Regions from separate parts of the Homo sapiens genome. Here region 1 is linked to region 2. The links are chromatin loops, found by intact Hi-C in ENCODE. Cell type or tissue: Caco-2. All regions are shown on one strand. Region 1 has its middle 47 kb from the start of RPGR. Region 2 overlaps SRPX (sushi repeat containing protein X-linked).

Evidence for each region. Peaks named below come from ENCODE experiments on the same cell type or tissue, not always from the same donor. Only the 100,000 strongest peaks of a DNase experiment are listed, where the experiment ranks them.
Region 1: a loop joins it to region 2, with 2.4 times the contacts of the local background. A loop is called at or near these places in 25 of 110 quality-filtered maps.

What each region holds. Positions count from the first base shown.
Region 1 is chrX:38,276,038-38,284,037 of GRCh38, reverse strand. It overlaps a transcript of RPGR not described here. Among named protein-coding and RNA genes, the nearest start is that of RPGR, 47 kb to the left of the region's middle. In Caco-2, no CTCF peak of the experiment used is centred here; a DNase peak (open chromatin) is centred at 4,607.
Region 2 is chrX:38,187,706-38,195,705 of GRCh38, reverse strand. All of the region lies in intron 1 of SRPX (sushi repeat containing protein X-linked), which reads left to right. Among named protein-coding and RNA genes, the nearest start is that of SRPX, 29 kb to the left of the region's middle. In Caco-2, a CTCF peak has its summit at 3,464 (motif pointing left); no DNase peak of the experiment used is centred here.

The sequences.
Region 1 (8,000 bases), 88 kb before region 2:
TTTGCCTTAGCTGCAAGGATCTCTGGCAGCTTCCCCTAACTAACCAAATGTACTGATTTGGCATTGCATTGCTTTACCGAATTCGACCACATTCATTAAGGGATAGTAGAAAAGAATTAATACTATGATAAAAATATATGTGCCGAACATGATTATTTAAAAAGTAGATTTAAAATAATTAAGATGGATGACACAGAATTCATAAAGAAAAAAACCTCCAGGGAAATGAGAAACTCTTAAACTCAAGTTATTAATGTAATAGCTATGAGCATTCATCTTCTACTGAAGAGATAATCAGCCAGTAATACAGAAACAACGTTCTAAAATACACCCATCTCAGTATTAAACCTGGTCTATATGTCCACGTTTAAATAGCATTTCTTCACATTTCCCTGGCCAAAAACATTTTGTGCTCTTTAGAAGTGGTAGTTCATGCAAGCATTGTTTTCTAGTGGAGAACACTGGCCTCCCTAGTCACTTTGAGACCAAAGCCCTTCTTCTGGTTTTGTACTTTTGAGCTGTCTGAACTTGGGCTAGTCTCTTAGCTTTGCAGTCCTCAATTTCTTCATCTGGAAAATTATAGAATGAGAATGAGTGACCTAAGGGATTCTATAGGAACAGCAGTTGTTCATTACCAGCTAGAGCTCTGTCACACCCAGATTTTCTGCAATTCCTTTTTCCTCAATAAAAAATCTTAAGTCTCGTCACCAAAGCGACCCCACATTCAAACTAACTAGTAGTTATACTAAAGTAAACAGTTATCCTAAACTACTAAGCACACACTAACTTTCTGTGCCCACTGTTGGGCGAACATTTATTTAATCACATGTGGCAGGTCTAGTACCCTCAAAAAGTTTATGGAGAGGAGTGTATTGTGGGTTAGGGGTGGGTTGGGGTACAAAAGACCCAGGTCTATCCAGGCTTTCATCGACAGAAGTGATTTACATGTTTGTAAATTTTATATATCTTAGGAGAAAAAAAAGGAAGCTTAAGAATGAGACCACTTTGTCCCTCATGAATTAACACTTGGTTATATAGATTAAAATAACTGGTTCCTTCTTTATTGTTCCCATCTGCTGGTTGTTCAGGCTTTTATAGTAGTTTATTACTGATCATTATTGAGGGAAGTGTGAGTAGTATATATAGAATCCATTGAGTTACATTTCCTAATGAGGACTCTGGCTGAAAAAGACTTTAAGGTAAGCTGCAAAGGATTACCTACCACAGAAACTGCTGCTGCTGCTGCTGCTGCTGCTGCTGAACAGCAGCAGTCAAGGTGAGTGCAACTGAAATGTCTTCTATTATTTCACTATAGAGAAACTTGCTATACACTTACATAGCAAAAATAAAATGTGACCATGGAAGAAGGAAAGGCCAAGCTTTTCTTGTTTCTGACCTGGAGAACTGAGTAGAAAGAGTACTATTCAGCAAGATCGAGAATAAGGGAGCAGAAGCATGTTTGGGAGACAGTTTTTTACTGTTGATTTTAGATTGTAGGAGATGTTCAGGAGGCAGATACCTGTATGGATCTGGAGCTCACGGAGACTGCTGAGTATCGCCAGCTCATAGATGTAGTTAAAACTGGATTTGACTGAAAGGAAGTGTTCCTAATGTGAATGGAGGAGAGTTGAAGACAGAATTCAGAGAAATGTCAGTAGGTAAGGGAGAGGTTGAGAAAGTGAAGTCTGAGAAGGAGGTGTGGGAGCATACTTACTAGGAAAGAGAGATACCACCCAAGCCAAAGAAGGGGTTTCAGAGAGGAAGGAGTGGTAGTAGCTGCAGAGAGAGCCTCTAGGAGGCAGCCTAGTAGAGGGCCAGGGGCAGAACCCACATTGCCAGGAAAGAATGAGCTCCGGGAAATCTGCTCTGCAGAGGAATAGAATCAGAACTGTGAAAATTAAATATCAGATATAGATATTTAATTTTTAAAATATTTAATTTTTTAAGCATATTTCTCAATTTAGGAAGGGAGATGTGTACTCCAGAGACTTTGGTTTTCTGGGGAAAAGATGATAAATTTTGTTCATAATTAATATATACATAAGAATAGAGTGTTATTGATGTGAGCTTATGAACCAAAAGAAAAATCTGCAATGCTTTAAACATTAGTGAGGCGGAGAAAAAAAACATCTGTGAGAACAGCCATTATTATCCTCAAATTAAATGAGCAGGTTTGGAAACAAACATGGGCTCCAAAGTCCAGTAGAACTGAGTTAAAATCCCAGCCCTCCACTGATGAGCTGTGTGGACACCTAGAAAAGTTGTGGTGGTGGTGGTGGTGGTGGTTGTTATTTGACCTTTCTGAGTCTTATTTCCCTCATTTGATAAAGGAAGGGACTTTTGACGATTAAATTACCTAACACATGAAACATGTTATAGGCACTCAGCAAATGGTAACCTGTATCACTCTAATTATACTCTGTGATCACACCAAGGTAGGTGCAAAGCTACACTCATGAATCTCCAGGTCACTGACTGATGTGCGTGAGTTTAGTCATGTGAACCTGACTTTTGTTTAAATGTAACATAATAGCAAAATATAAATTGGCTTATAGAAATAGATCTGTGGGAATAAAGTAGATTGCAATAATGATCATGCTTAAGTATAAGGTGGAGTGAAACTATTACACACCATACATTAGTCAATAAATGCCCCTAAATATTTAAAGTGTGTTGAAACGCTGATCACACTCATGTGGTTAGCCGAAAATTTAGGTGTGTTTTCTGTCACTGAACATTTCCCTCTGTGTCCTAACCTTGTTATCAAAATAAATAAAAATAATTAGCACATAAGGTATAGTCGTGGATCATGCATTTGTTTATGGACAACAAGAAAATCTTCTAAGGAAAAAGAGTAGAGATAGTAAAGAATAAATCTGAAAATGAGAATAAAAATGCTCGCCAGCAAGATATTCTATACTCTGAACATTTATTTCTGTAGGCCTGCCTATCAAACTGGAATGTATTCAGTGGTGAGAATACAGGATTAGGAATGACATAAGGGAGTGGTGCCTAGAAAGAAGGAAGAGTTTAAGAGATTATAAAGTAGTATGATCAGCCAAGAATTTGGAGATCACAACTGGCAGCCCATGGGTGCAGTCTGGCCTGCAGACTTATTTTGTTTGGTGCAGTTTTTTTTTATTTAAATCATATTGGTTGCCAACATTGAAATGTCAGGAGATTTTACATTTAAAAAGTTTCTCAGCCAGGCATGGTGACTCACACCTGTAATCGCAGAACTTTGGGAGGCTGAGGCTGGAGGATTGCTTGAGGCCAGGAGTTCAAGACCAGCCTGGGCAAGATGATAAAAACCTGTCTCTACAAAAAAATTAAAAGATTAGTTAGGCATGGTGGTGTGCGCCCTGTAGTCCCAGCTACTCAGGAGGCTGAAGTGGGAAGATCGCTTGAGCCCTGAAGGTCAAGGCTGTAGTAAGCTGTGATTGTGCCACTGCACTCCAGCTTGAGTGACAGAGTGAGGCCCTGTCTCAAATAATAATAATGTTTCTTGGACTTTTGGAAAGCCTGGGTCTGGGAGCATCACACTGTGGCAACACTGACCTGAAGCTGAGCTGAGGCTGGCACCCCTCTCCCCAGTTCCCATGGCTCCTTCCCTCACTGGCCTTGATGCTAGGCTCCTGGCTCACAATAAAAGGATGTATAGAGGACACAAAAATAAGTGGACGTTTTAAATGAACTATTTTCCAGTGATAAGATCTGGGACATTATGGGAAAAAAAAGTCCAAACTTACTGTTTTTCGACAGTCCTCAATGCACACTAAGAATTCTATCTTACTTTTTATGGAGGGGCCTCTACAAAATTATTTATACTTATATACAAATATATAGTATATGCTCATGTTATTTTTCTCTGTAAATAATCTTTTTAATCTTTACACAAACCCTCTGAGGTAGGTATTGCTAATGTTATTTTTCCATTTTACAGGTAGACTATAAAATACATTCACTGGGTGCCATGCTCAGGCCATGAGTGATTAGATTAAGGCTTGGAAAGCAGTGCTTAGGGCTTTGTATTTAATGCCCTTCCCACCCCATACTGCTGTTTCCATGATTTTCAGTGTAGTTAAAACATGAACTTACAGGTTAACTTTTCCTGTCCAAAAAAAAAATATATACTTGAAATTTTGATTTTTCTACCTGATATAACTTAAATACAAAGTTTTATGCTATATTAACCTATCTGGGAAACATTTTCTACCCTACATGACATTGAAGCATGTCAGAAATTCTGAATTATAGCACAAAATTTTATACTTTATAGCTCTGGTTTGTTTTATTACTTTTAAAAAACTATAATACCCACGGACAAAAGTGCCTATCTCATACATGTGTCCCTCAATATATTTTTCACAAAGTGAATACACCCATCACAAACTGATCAGCATCCAAATCAAGGAAAAACACAGTACCAGCTCCCTCAGAAGCTTCACTTTAACCCCTTTCAGTCATTTCCCACTCTCAGCCCCACCCCCCAGCCCCCATCCCAGCATTCTCCTTAAAGCATGCGATGTAATTGTGTTCTTAAGTAAACAGAAACCTCAGTAGGAACCTTTGCTCTCTTGTTCTGTTCCTTAAGAAATATGAAAAGTGTTGCCTTGGGCCAGACCAGAGTCTGCACCTGACTGTGCCATGCCTGACCAATGAAACAAAGGGTCCTTTTGTGAGAGGTCAGGCCCATTCACTTCTTTACTGTGATCCTAACGCAAGACACAGACATATACTGACCATTTCAGACTACCTGTTTACATCTTCTTAGATGGTTCTAGTGCCAAGAATGTACTTAAACTTTACTCTTTCTTTTTATAAAATGACAGTATTCTGCCAGTCACTCCCAAATTGTTTCAGTTTAAAAGGTAAGTGCTTTCTGTGACTTCAAGTAGTCGTCCAGATGTGTTTAGAATAATTTTAAATGTGCTTAGTCTGTGAGTGCTATGATGTGATTTCTAGTGAAAATGTCATTTTCTAATAGCTTTCTCAAATTTAGAAAATGATATAGTTCCAAAAGTTCTTCATTGTTATAGATTGTTTAAAGTTAATGAGTAAAATTGTAGTTTGTTATGAGTGTTTTACTTATTTCTAAAATAAGGTAAAACTCCCACGTGTCTTTTTATAATAGCATGACATTATCCTGTGGTTACATGAATACCTCAGTTAACAAGCCCAGTTGGAGTTGACCCAGGTGCTAGGTTAGCCAAGCTTCCCAAGTAATTGAGGATTATGCTGGGAACACAGCTCACTGATCCCTCCCTCTGTGAAAAGAGGGGCATAGTCTGAAATTCCTTGTCTCAGGAGCACTGTTCTTTTTAGTTAACCTTTCATTTATGTATATTTATGCAGACAACTATCAGTCATAAGTCTTAAATCTAGTAATCTTCCCATTCCCTTTCAAAGTGAAGTTGTTTCTGATAATTTTAGCTACCCATAATGTATACCTGGCTAGGCATGATACACAATATAAGTCACTCAAAAGGGGAAATCAGGCTGGGCGTGGTGGCTCACGCTTGTAATCCTAGCACTTTGGGAGGCCAAGGCGGGAGGATCACCTGAAGTCAGGAGTTTGAGGCCAGCCTGGCCAACATGGCGAAACCCCGTCTTTACTAAAAGTACAAAAATCAGCTGGGTGTGGTGGTGGGTGCCTGTAATCCCAGCTACTCGGGAGGCTGAGGCAGGAGAATCGCTTCAACCCGGGAGGTGGAGGTTGCAGTGAGCCAAGATTGTGCCACTGCACTCCAGCCTGGGTGACAGAGTGAGACCCTGTCTCAAACAAAAGCAAAAAACAGGCGGTTGGAATCATGCAGACAAAAACAAAGCTTAAAAGTAAATGATAACTACCTCATGTTAACCCTACCCAGTCTAATCAATCATCATTTGAAATAGCTGTCTGCCCTGGTACCATGTTCCTTTCTCCCACATTCCTCTCTTGCATACATTGCCTCATGACCTTGGATTAACCTAAATCTAATTCTTCCTGAGTAGCTTCTGAAACTCTTTTTAAAATCTCAAAGCTTTATTTACTTAGGGCTTCCTGTCCTCAGTGGGAATGCTATTAGGCCACGCCTTTGCAATTGGCCTGAGGATGACACTAATGTTTACTATTAAGGTGTACTGTATAAACATCCTCTTCCTAGCCTGGACTCTCGCATTTTATATTTTTACCAGAAGAAAGGTGAGTTAAATTTTAGAGGCATTATTTTCCAACCACCTACTAAAGATTCTGTTGAGTATCAGTCAGGCTTTATCCTTAGCCAGACAGCTACTAGAAAGCTGACCATCAAAAGCTAATTACAGTGTTGAAGGGGATATGGTCTGAAGCAAATATTGCCAAGGTGAACTTTGTACAAATGTTATTTGAAGGAGTAAATGGCACTGATAACTGCTTCACATATTTTAGAAGCAGTTATAATAAACTTAATTATAATAAACTATAAAGTTATAACTTTAGTGAAGTGTGTAAATGAAAAGTATGGGGGGGAATCTAATGAGAAACCTAATATCTTAATGACAATCAGAGTATTTCACCCAAAATTAGAAAGTTAAAAAAAAAAAAGAAATCTCAGTGTAGAATAAAGGCTGAAACTAATATTTTCTGCCTATACTTAATAAGCATTCCATGATTTACTATCAGTCTATCAAATCCATAGACAGCCTCTTTTATCGTTTGGATTAGCTGGCCAGTAGCCAGACAGAACAAGTTCTGCCTCTGTTTGGTTTTCCTTCTGCTTTTAATAACCATGAGCAAACCATTTAAACTGTCTATGTTCCTTTATCTTTTTTCCTGGAATGTAAATAATTATACTTATCTTCCTCATGACTGTCAGTGAATCGTACTTCTGAAGTGATTCTAAATCCCTATATTTTGGAAAATGAATATAATATATAGATATGATTATGTTATAATGCTACAGTAGACAGAACGCTTTTTAAACTTTTCTCAAGGTTGAAAGCATTGTGAGACAACCAAGAAAGAGTATTTATTTTTTTTTTCCATTGTAACCTTGCCATGGGTGCTAGTAAGAATTTTGGAAATCCTAGTCATTGAAATAGAGTGGCATGCGTAAAATCCTTGTTAATACAGTAACTTGATATTCAGCATGGACTGTACAGTATTTTTTTCTTCGGCTTCAATATTTGAATTAATATTTTCCTGGTTTTTTTAGATGACACAAATTATTTATGACAGCAATATCAAATCCCTCGTTTTTTAACAAGAAAATCTTACTCTTCTCTGATGGTCAATTTTGTCACAGGATCATGAATTTTCTAAAACTGAGGAACTAAAACTAGAAGATGTGGATGAGGAAATTAATGCTGAAAATGTGGAAAGCAAGAAGAAAACTGTGGGAGATGATGAAAGTGTTCCTACAGGTTATCACAGTAAAACAGAAGGAGCAGAAAGAACCAATGATGATAGCTCAGCTGAAACTATTGAAAAGGTATGATGATAGATGCTTAAATCCTGAGATCCTGGGAGAAAACATATGGGTTCTCTAGTTTCTGCAGAGGACAGATTCCAGTTGCCTTTGGGATCAGAAATACTCCCATGAATACATGAATACATGAATTCATGTGCCATAAGAGAAAGGCTTTGGCTTATTTGTGAACTAAGCAAACTTTGTCTCTAGCACACTTTCTAGAATGCTGCTTGGTAGCATTCTGCCTCCCGCATGAGTGGAAGTAGAATGGTATGGGCCAGGATAGTACACCGTTGGGAAATTAACCAAGAAGTTCAGCACTCAGTCCTTGAAATGCTGAAAGTGCAAAGTTAGGAGCCCTGGCACTGGTGGCAGAAATGGGGTGTGTATGTGTACACACACCTGTGTATGTTTACATGTGTGAATGATTGAAAGTTGGTCACAGCAGTATTTGAAGTTGTGATCAGTTCTTCAAAGGTGCAGTCTAGACAAAATTATGTATAGAAGGAATAGGAGAAGATATCACTAAGGAAGCAAAAATCACCCTGAAAGTGGAGCTAGAGAAGCCCA
Region 2 (8,000 bases):
AACTTTTGAGTTTTCATTGGGACTCTCTCAGTACTTGAGGCTGGCGTGTGCATCAGATTGTCTTCCAAGAGTATTTCCAGATCTAAGACTCTCTAATTTTATTGGCAAAGCATATCTTTTAGTTGGAGGCCCAAATGGTAATTTTTAAGAACTTCTTGGATAAACATGTTCTTATCATTGCAAACAAATGAGAAACAAACCTAACAAGCTCTTTGCATCAAAGATATTTTAATTGCTCTGCTTGAAAAATTTTAAATTAAACAATGAGTAGAAAAAAAGAATATTTACATAATATGGGTATGGTAAAAAAAAAAAAAAAAAAACCACAAACACCTCTACTTACCAGCCAGTTTAATAAGAACTTACCAAAAAAAGAGCAAAAACTTTACCCTGTAGTCCTTGCTATTCTTTCCTTTGGATTCTTTTCCTTTCGCTATCTCCTCAGAGGTAACCAATGTCCTAAATTTTGTATTTATCATTCCTATTATTTTCTTTATAGAATATGTTTATATCTCTAAAAATACATTATTTACAGCCGGGTAAAGTGGCTCATGCCTGTAACCCCAGCACTTTGGGAGGCCGAGGCAGGCAGATCACCTGAAGTCAGGAGTTCAAGAACAGCCTGGTCAACATGGTGAAACTCCATCTCTACTAAAAATACAAAAATTAGCTGGGCGTGGTGGCACGTGCCTGTAATCCTAGCTACTTGGGAGGCTGAGGCAGGAGAATTGCTTGAACCGAGGAAGTGGATGTTGCAGTGAGCCAAGATCGCGCCACTGCACTCCAGCCTGGGTGACAGAGCAAGACTGTATCTCAAAAAAAAAAAAAAAAAAAAAAAAAAACCAAAAACAAACAAACAAAAAACATTATTTACATTTGCATGCTTTTGACTTGTGTATAAATGGACACATGCTGAATATAGTCTTCTATAACTTGCTTGCTTTTCTTCACTTAACATTAGATTCTTAAGAGTTGCTCATGTTGTTACATGCAGTTGTGATTTTTTCATTCACGTTATCTTGTAAGATCCCATTGTGTAAATATGCCATCATTTATCCATGCTACTCTTGATGTGCATTTTGGGTTGTTGCTAGTTTTATGTTCTTGTAAACAGTGCTATTGGGAAGATTCTTGTCTATCTCCCTTGAACAATGTGCAGGAATTTCTCTAGACTAAGTACCTAGGAGTTGAATTGCTGGATAATATGCATACATATCTTTGACTTTGTTCAATAATGCCAAATTATTTACTAAGGAAGTTATACCAATCTAAACTTCTAGCACCAATGTGTATTTCCATTGCTCAACATCCTTGTTAACACTTGATCTTGTTATATTTTTAGAGTTCTTCCAAACTAATGGGTCAGAAATGGTATGACTGTGGTTTTAATTATTGTTAGTGGTATTTTAGTAATAATATAATAGTAATAATAATATGGTTATTAATTCTCAGGGGAAGGATTTTCCTTCTTTCACTCACTGCTGGGGTACAAGATGAGAACTTTTCTTTGTAGTCCCTATACATGGGATGGATTTATTTCACTCTTTACACTGAGAGTATAGGCTGTTGGTATATCAGCTTTATGTAGGAGGTGAGGGTGAGGGGATGTAGGCAGTCTCCTCTAAAACTGATGACCTTGAATAGTCTCTGGAGTTTGTCTTCTGTATCCAAGGTCTCACCAGTCCATGGAAATTAAAGCTCAGTTTTGGCAGTTATCCTCAGAATAAAAGGTGAGCCTTAATATCTGGTACCTAATCAGGATCCTGCTTTCACAGTATTTCTTACTTTCTTGCAAGCTAAAAGTGGATTTTTTTCATTGATTTTCATGTAAGCACAGCCAGGCTACATGGCTCACCATACTGCCTGAAATAGGATCCTAATTGCTTGACTTTGAAATTGATTCCATTTTCAACCTTTAGTTACTTTCAAATGTATTTCATGATATTGTGCCAGAGCAATCTGTAATTTGATGTTTGAAGGACATATGTACCTCCTCAAATTATCCTCTTCAGATTTACAAACTAGAAAATTCTCAGTGGAGATGGCTGACCTACCACTTGTTCAAGATTTTACAATGAGACAAAAAGTTGCCATTTGCAAGCATTTGAGGAAAATTTTTGGGTGTTCATCAAGGGAGGAGAGAAAAAGACTGCCTAGGGTGTTTCCCATTTGCTGCCTGCTTTAATTTTTCATTTATAATTCCTTGCTCAGAATTTCATTGAAGAGGGGAATTTCTAGGAAGCATTGGCATTCATGCTCTAAAAATGCCCTGTCTTAACTTCCCTAATGCAGCCTTAACAATGATGAAGATCCCATACCCAGTTTGATTGTGCTGTGTAAAATTTGAATGTGACTTGACTACTACACATAGAAGAACATTAAAAGACCCATACTAACAAAACAATTACTGACAGGTTTTGTTAGGGCTGCAAAATAGTGTGTTTGCATTTCCCCCCCTCCCCACCTTTCTTTTTTGGATAGGTTTCATGTGAATTCATGTGAGTACCTTGATTGAATTAAATAATTCATGTAAATCACCCAAGGCAGTGCCTGAGGTAGTGTCTGTTAACTAAATAGTAGGTATTTCTTCTCTCTTACAAGCTAGGACTGTAAGGACTGTGTTAGGACTCACTGGTGTCTACCTTGGCCAGTAAGACCAGATAAGATGGTGCTGTACAAAGCTGCTCCTGCATGGTAAAAGGCTGGAGAAATAGTTGCTACTTCATTTAATTTACCTTTTATTTCCTTCTTACCCTGGACTTTCATCTGCACACCAGGATGCTGGAAAATTGCTCAGAAAGACTCAATTTTTGGCAAAGTTCCCTTTAGGGCACATACTGCCTTTTTCACTGGCCCATGGTTTCTGAGAACTGCCCTCATCGCTGCAAATGAGGACTTCACCAGCCCCTCCAGTCCCTTCCCTGCAGACAGCCTGCCTTGGTCCTAGGGGAAGGACAAAGGGAGCCTGTCACTGCAGGCCCTTCTCCAGCAAGGGACTGGGAAGGGGCCAACATGCCTGCAGGCTCCTGTATTGACAAGTTGCAGCATCCTTAAGAGCAGCCAAGAAATAAAATGGTAATTTGTGTTTGCATCTGGAATTTCTGAGCTTCAAAATCTTGGATCACAGCACTCTCAATAACAGAAAACAGGACACACATATAAATATCCATATCCATATTAGCCTCTTTGTTAAACTCTGTCTGGGTCAGCAGCTCGAGACTGAAAAGTAGCAGGATGATTGTACAGGAAGTAGAATGAACCTGAATGCTGTGTTTCAGGGCAGGGGACAGCGGGCATGAGAGGGACGAGAATGGCCTCCCCATTTAGTGGACCCTGAGCCATCCCCCCAGGGACATCTAGAGTTTGACTATATTATGGCTTAAAACAGCTCTTATGGACTCTCTAGGGGACCTGATCACCACTGATAATGTGGTTTCCAAGGAAAAGCCAATTTCAAATTATAAGCAACTGATTTATAAATGCACTTTGGGGATGCTGCCATCTGTAGGTGAGAGGCCACATGACTCCCCTGTCATCAGTGCCCTGATACTTTGGCAGGGTTACAAGCCACGCTGTGCCTCTTTGTGGGGCTCTCTTTAGCTGGGCAGTGGGCTAAATGTGGTATTCGTTGGATAGCACCAGAAGCCTATCCATGCAACATATTATCTCCACTTGCCTGTTCTGCTGCCTGAGGTTTCCCCATGAGGATCAGGAAGTTTCCACAATGAGAAGAAAGCCATTTGGGGAACCCTGTAAAAAACTAGTGTGTTAAGGCATTATGTAAATATGAGAGTGGATAAATGACTTAGCTGATATGTACAGCAAAGACTATTCTGATTATCAACTTGGGAGTTCTAGATAAGGTGTGTAATACAATTGTTTTCAAACTCTTTTGATTGCTACCTGCAGTAAGAAATATGTTTTATATCACAATCCAAAACACACACATACCATGCACACAGTATGCCATCAACTCCAAAACTCTGTCAGTCGTCAGTCACCATTATTTTAGGTATCACTAAAAAAGAAAAATGATACCAATTAAACTATGCCATTCCATTGATTATAGAGCTCATCTTGGGTTCAGGGAAATTAAAATGTTAAAAAGTGTTGTTTTAGAGTCAATAAAATATGGTATATGTGTGTGTGTGTGTGTGTGTGTGTCTGTGTATAATTGAAACAAAAGTGTCATGAAACAATGCTCACTTTTACTATGTATGGTATATTATAAGTATCTGCTATTTTCCCCTATTCTAATCTAATGTATTTTATTGCAAATAAAGCTGGTCCCACTAAATTTATGGAATGGCTCACTAATGTTTTAATTTAATTTTAAAGTGTTAAGTCTGAGCTATAGTATTGTTTTGAAATAGGGAATTGGAAATGATACACTGAGATTGATTTCTTATCTCAAACCAGATGTCATGCTGTATGTTTTAGTCATCTATTTCATTCAAATGTAAATTGATGGTCTACTGTTTAAGTTAGGACTCTTGATGGCACATGACAGAAACCAGTTTCGAAAAAGCTTTGAAGAAAGGATGGGCTTATCATCTTATGTTAGGGCAGAGGTATGCTTGTGGGGCCAAGCAATACTGGAACCAAGGGCTCAAATATTGTGGGATCTCTCTTTCTCTCTTTCTCTGTTTTGTTTTTGCTTTTCTTTGATGGCTTCATTCTCTCGAATTAGCATTCTGTATGAGATTTAATCTTTGTCGTTGGCAGCTTCAGGGCTCACATCTTCCTCATTTTACCACCAGAGAAAAATCCTTCCAAGATTCTCATTGGTTCATGTAATTGGTTCATATGATTGCTCCTGTAGTCAAGGGATAGGATAAACTCACCTCTACTAGAACCACATAGGTATGAGGAATAATGCAGTTTTCCAAAAGAAAGGCTCTTCTTTCTTTGAGAGGAACACAATAGATGTCTATCACACCTAGGAAGTGCTAGCACCAGGCATTGTGTGCTGGGGTGTAGCCTCACACAACAGGTATTGCCAAAAGCCTGCAGATGATCATTTTGAAAACTAGAATTGCCGTCAGCTTAGTTGCACCTTCACTTTCCCACTAGAGCTTGAGTCTCCCAGTGAAGATAATAATAACTGACAACAGCTACTGTGTGACTATCAGTTCAAGGGCACCGAATGGAGAAATCGGTGCTTTCAAGAGAGAAGCTACCCAGAAAAGAAATGATTCTACCTCCCAACACAGGCAGAGCTGGATAAAATAGCCATCTGTAAAAAACTTCAAGTAAAGTCCAGGTTTTTGTTCTTGGGTGCTCGTGTTCTATTCCCTGTTGGGGAACCGGAGAATGTTTTATAAGGAAGAAGCCTTAGGTTTCAGCTGAGCAGACTGCAGCCTGTCACTTTCAGGCATTCTCATGATGTTCATTTCAGTGTTTCAGTGCTGTTTTCTGGAAATATCTTTCTTCACACTCTCTTCTCTCTGTCTCTCTCTGCCATTTAATGTACTATATTAAAATATCAATCTACAGCTGGCAATTAAAAGTTTGCTGCCTACAATTCTCAGTACACACTGTGGCGATTTTATTTTATTTTCTTAGACTCTGTCTTCTCTGAATTCAGTTATTCTCAGTTTTGCCAAGATGTGCCAGAATTTTGTAAGTTATACTGCTGGGTTACTGCCAAGAACGACGTACCAGTCGCAGCTTTATTTGGGCAGCTTTTTGTGCCTTAAATACAGTATCTGTTTCTGTAAGTACAGCCTTCACTGAGGGAGATGGATGTCTCATTCTGATATTGATGGAACAGCTTGAGCATATCAGTAATGTGTAGGCTAAAGTCTCAAGGGGAAGAAAACTTTTGAGAGCCTTTGTTAGTTTCACAGGGGCAGTAAGGGGAAACAAACCCTGACCGTATTCCCTGAAGAGTTTGATGTCTAGCTGGGAAGAAAAAACTCGAAATGGCTTCTGAAAATCCAACGCAACATAAAATCAGTGCTGATTTAAAAATGTGAACAGAGTGCATCAATGTGAATGGAATGGTTAGGAAAGATAAACTGGGGGAGCTAGGCTTTGAAATAGCTTTAAACACAAGAAAGGAACTGAGAGGAGGGAAAGGGCTTTCAGGTAGGTTTCTGAGTCATGAAGACAGAAACAAGGAGTGAAATTGCATGAGATTTAGAATCAGAAAAGTTCAATCCTTGTTCTCCTATAACTGATAATCACTTCATTCTCTGAGCTGAGAATACAATCATAAACAAAGTGTCAAAGAGTTGTTGCCCTCCCCAGGTTTACATTCTAGTCACTGAATGATACCTGCCTCATAAGGTTGCACTGAGGACTTAAAGAGGCAATGGAAATGAAAGACCAGGCAGATTTTTAAAATGATGTGCCATGGTAATTTGTTTATTGCCAGGTGTAGAAGGAGGAGGGCAATTTGATTTGCTTGACTGCTGTTGTCCCAGCTAGAGGTTGAGGATGGGAGTGTTCTAGGGTAACATAATTTGAAAACAGGTACTATGCCCTTCTAAACACTTCTGGTGTCCCATTTTACAGATGAGCAAACTGAGGCTCAGGAAAGAAAAGTGGCTTCCCAAATCAGGATGGCACTGGAACTTAATCCCAGGGCTTTTTCAGTTGCATCCTACCAGAGAGGATGGCCATGAGCAGTTGAGGAAACTCAGTGTCTGCTTGCTGTTTCATGGGATATAACATCTATGCCCTGAACAAATCAGATAAAAGTAGACTTCTACCACCGATCCCCCAAAGGCTTTCTCAGATTTTCAGATTCCTTCATTCTGAGGGAGGAAACCGAATTAACTTAACAAATGTAGGTTTTCAAAGTATTTAAATCACTGTTTTTCTAATACTTTTGACAAGACCCACAGGAAGAAATATATTCTACTGTGACCTATTGTTAGAGTGAATATATTATTTATTGTACAAATCAGGAAGGTTTTGAGTGTGAAAGAGAATGCTATTAATAATAATGTTAGATGGTAACCATGTGAGGTGATGGATATGTTAATTAGCTTGATTATGGTGATTATATCACAATGGATACGTATTTCAAAACATCATGTTGTAAACCTTAAATATATATAATTTTGCCCATTATACCCCAGTAAAGCTGAAAAAGTAATGCTGGGACAACAGGCATAAAATGGGACTGTGCTATGCAAACTGGGGATACCCTACCACACATACACCTATATAAAAACAAAAATTGTACAAAGTAAGGTTTATTCTTTATATGTGCAGTGCACCCTGACATTTTCAATTCTATTTCACTACAAAAATACTAGTCATGACCTACTAAATGGGGTCAACAGTTTGAAACATACTATTCTTAGTTGATGGTTGGTATCGCTGAGGCACTTATGATGGTAGTAAAGACAGGGATTTGGTAAGCTGAATGTCTGATATGTCCTATAAACTTGTTTCATCTGAACATTCTGTTGAATCTTCTGCCACAAGAAAAGCACTGGTAATAAACATTTTCTTCAGTTCATTCCCCATGATTAGCAAAAGGTTTAGACTAATCTTTCTGGATCCCTTTGTTCCATTTGGAACAAGAATCTTCCTCTGTGTATTTCCCCTCTTTTCTTACTCTTGCGCTTTTATCTATTAGTCTGCCACTTATTTAGGGATGTAAGGAATCCAAGGAAGAATGTCTCATTTACAGATCCTGGTTCTCTGTGTACTTGTTCTGAGCCTTCATCTTGGGGTTGAAGCTGGTGCTCTGAAAAGCTAAAGTTTCTTTTTCGCTCTACTCCTTCAAACATATACACCTTTACACACAACTCCTGGACATCTCTCCTCTGTTGAAACTTTGCCAAGATATAACAGAATAGATCTTGCCTGCTAGTCAGGCATACGGAACTGACTTCTGGGCTTCTTCAAAAGCCCCCATAAATTAGGACTTTCCAGAAGAGAAGCTTCTGCAGATTTAGCTATGGAGGAGAGAAGGGTTACCACTGTACCTGTGTCCACACAAGCTATGGACAGGCCCTTTGTTAGCCCATTTCTGTCACTAG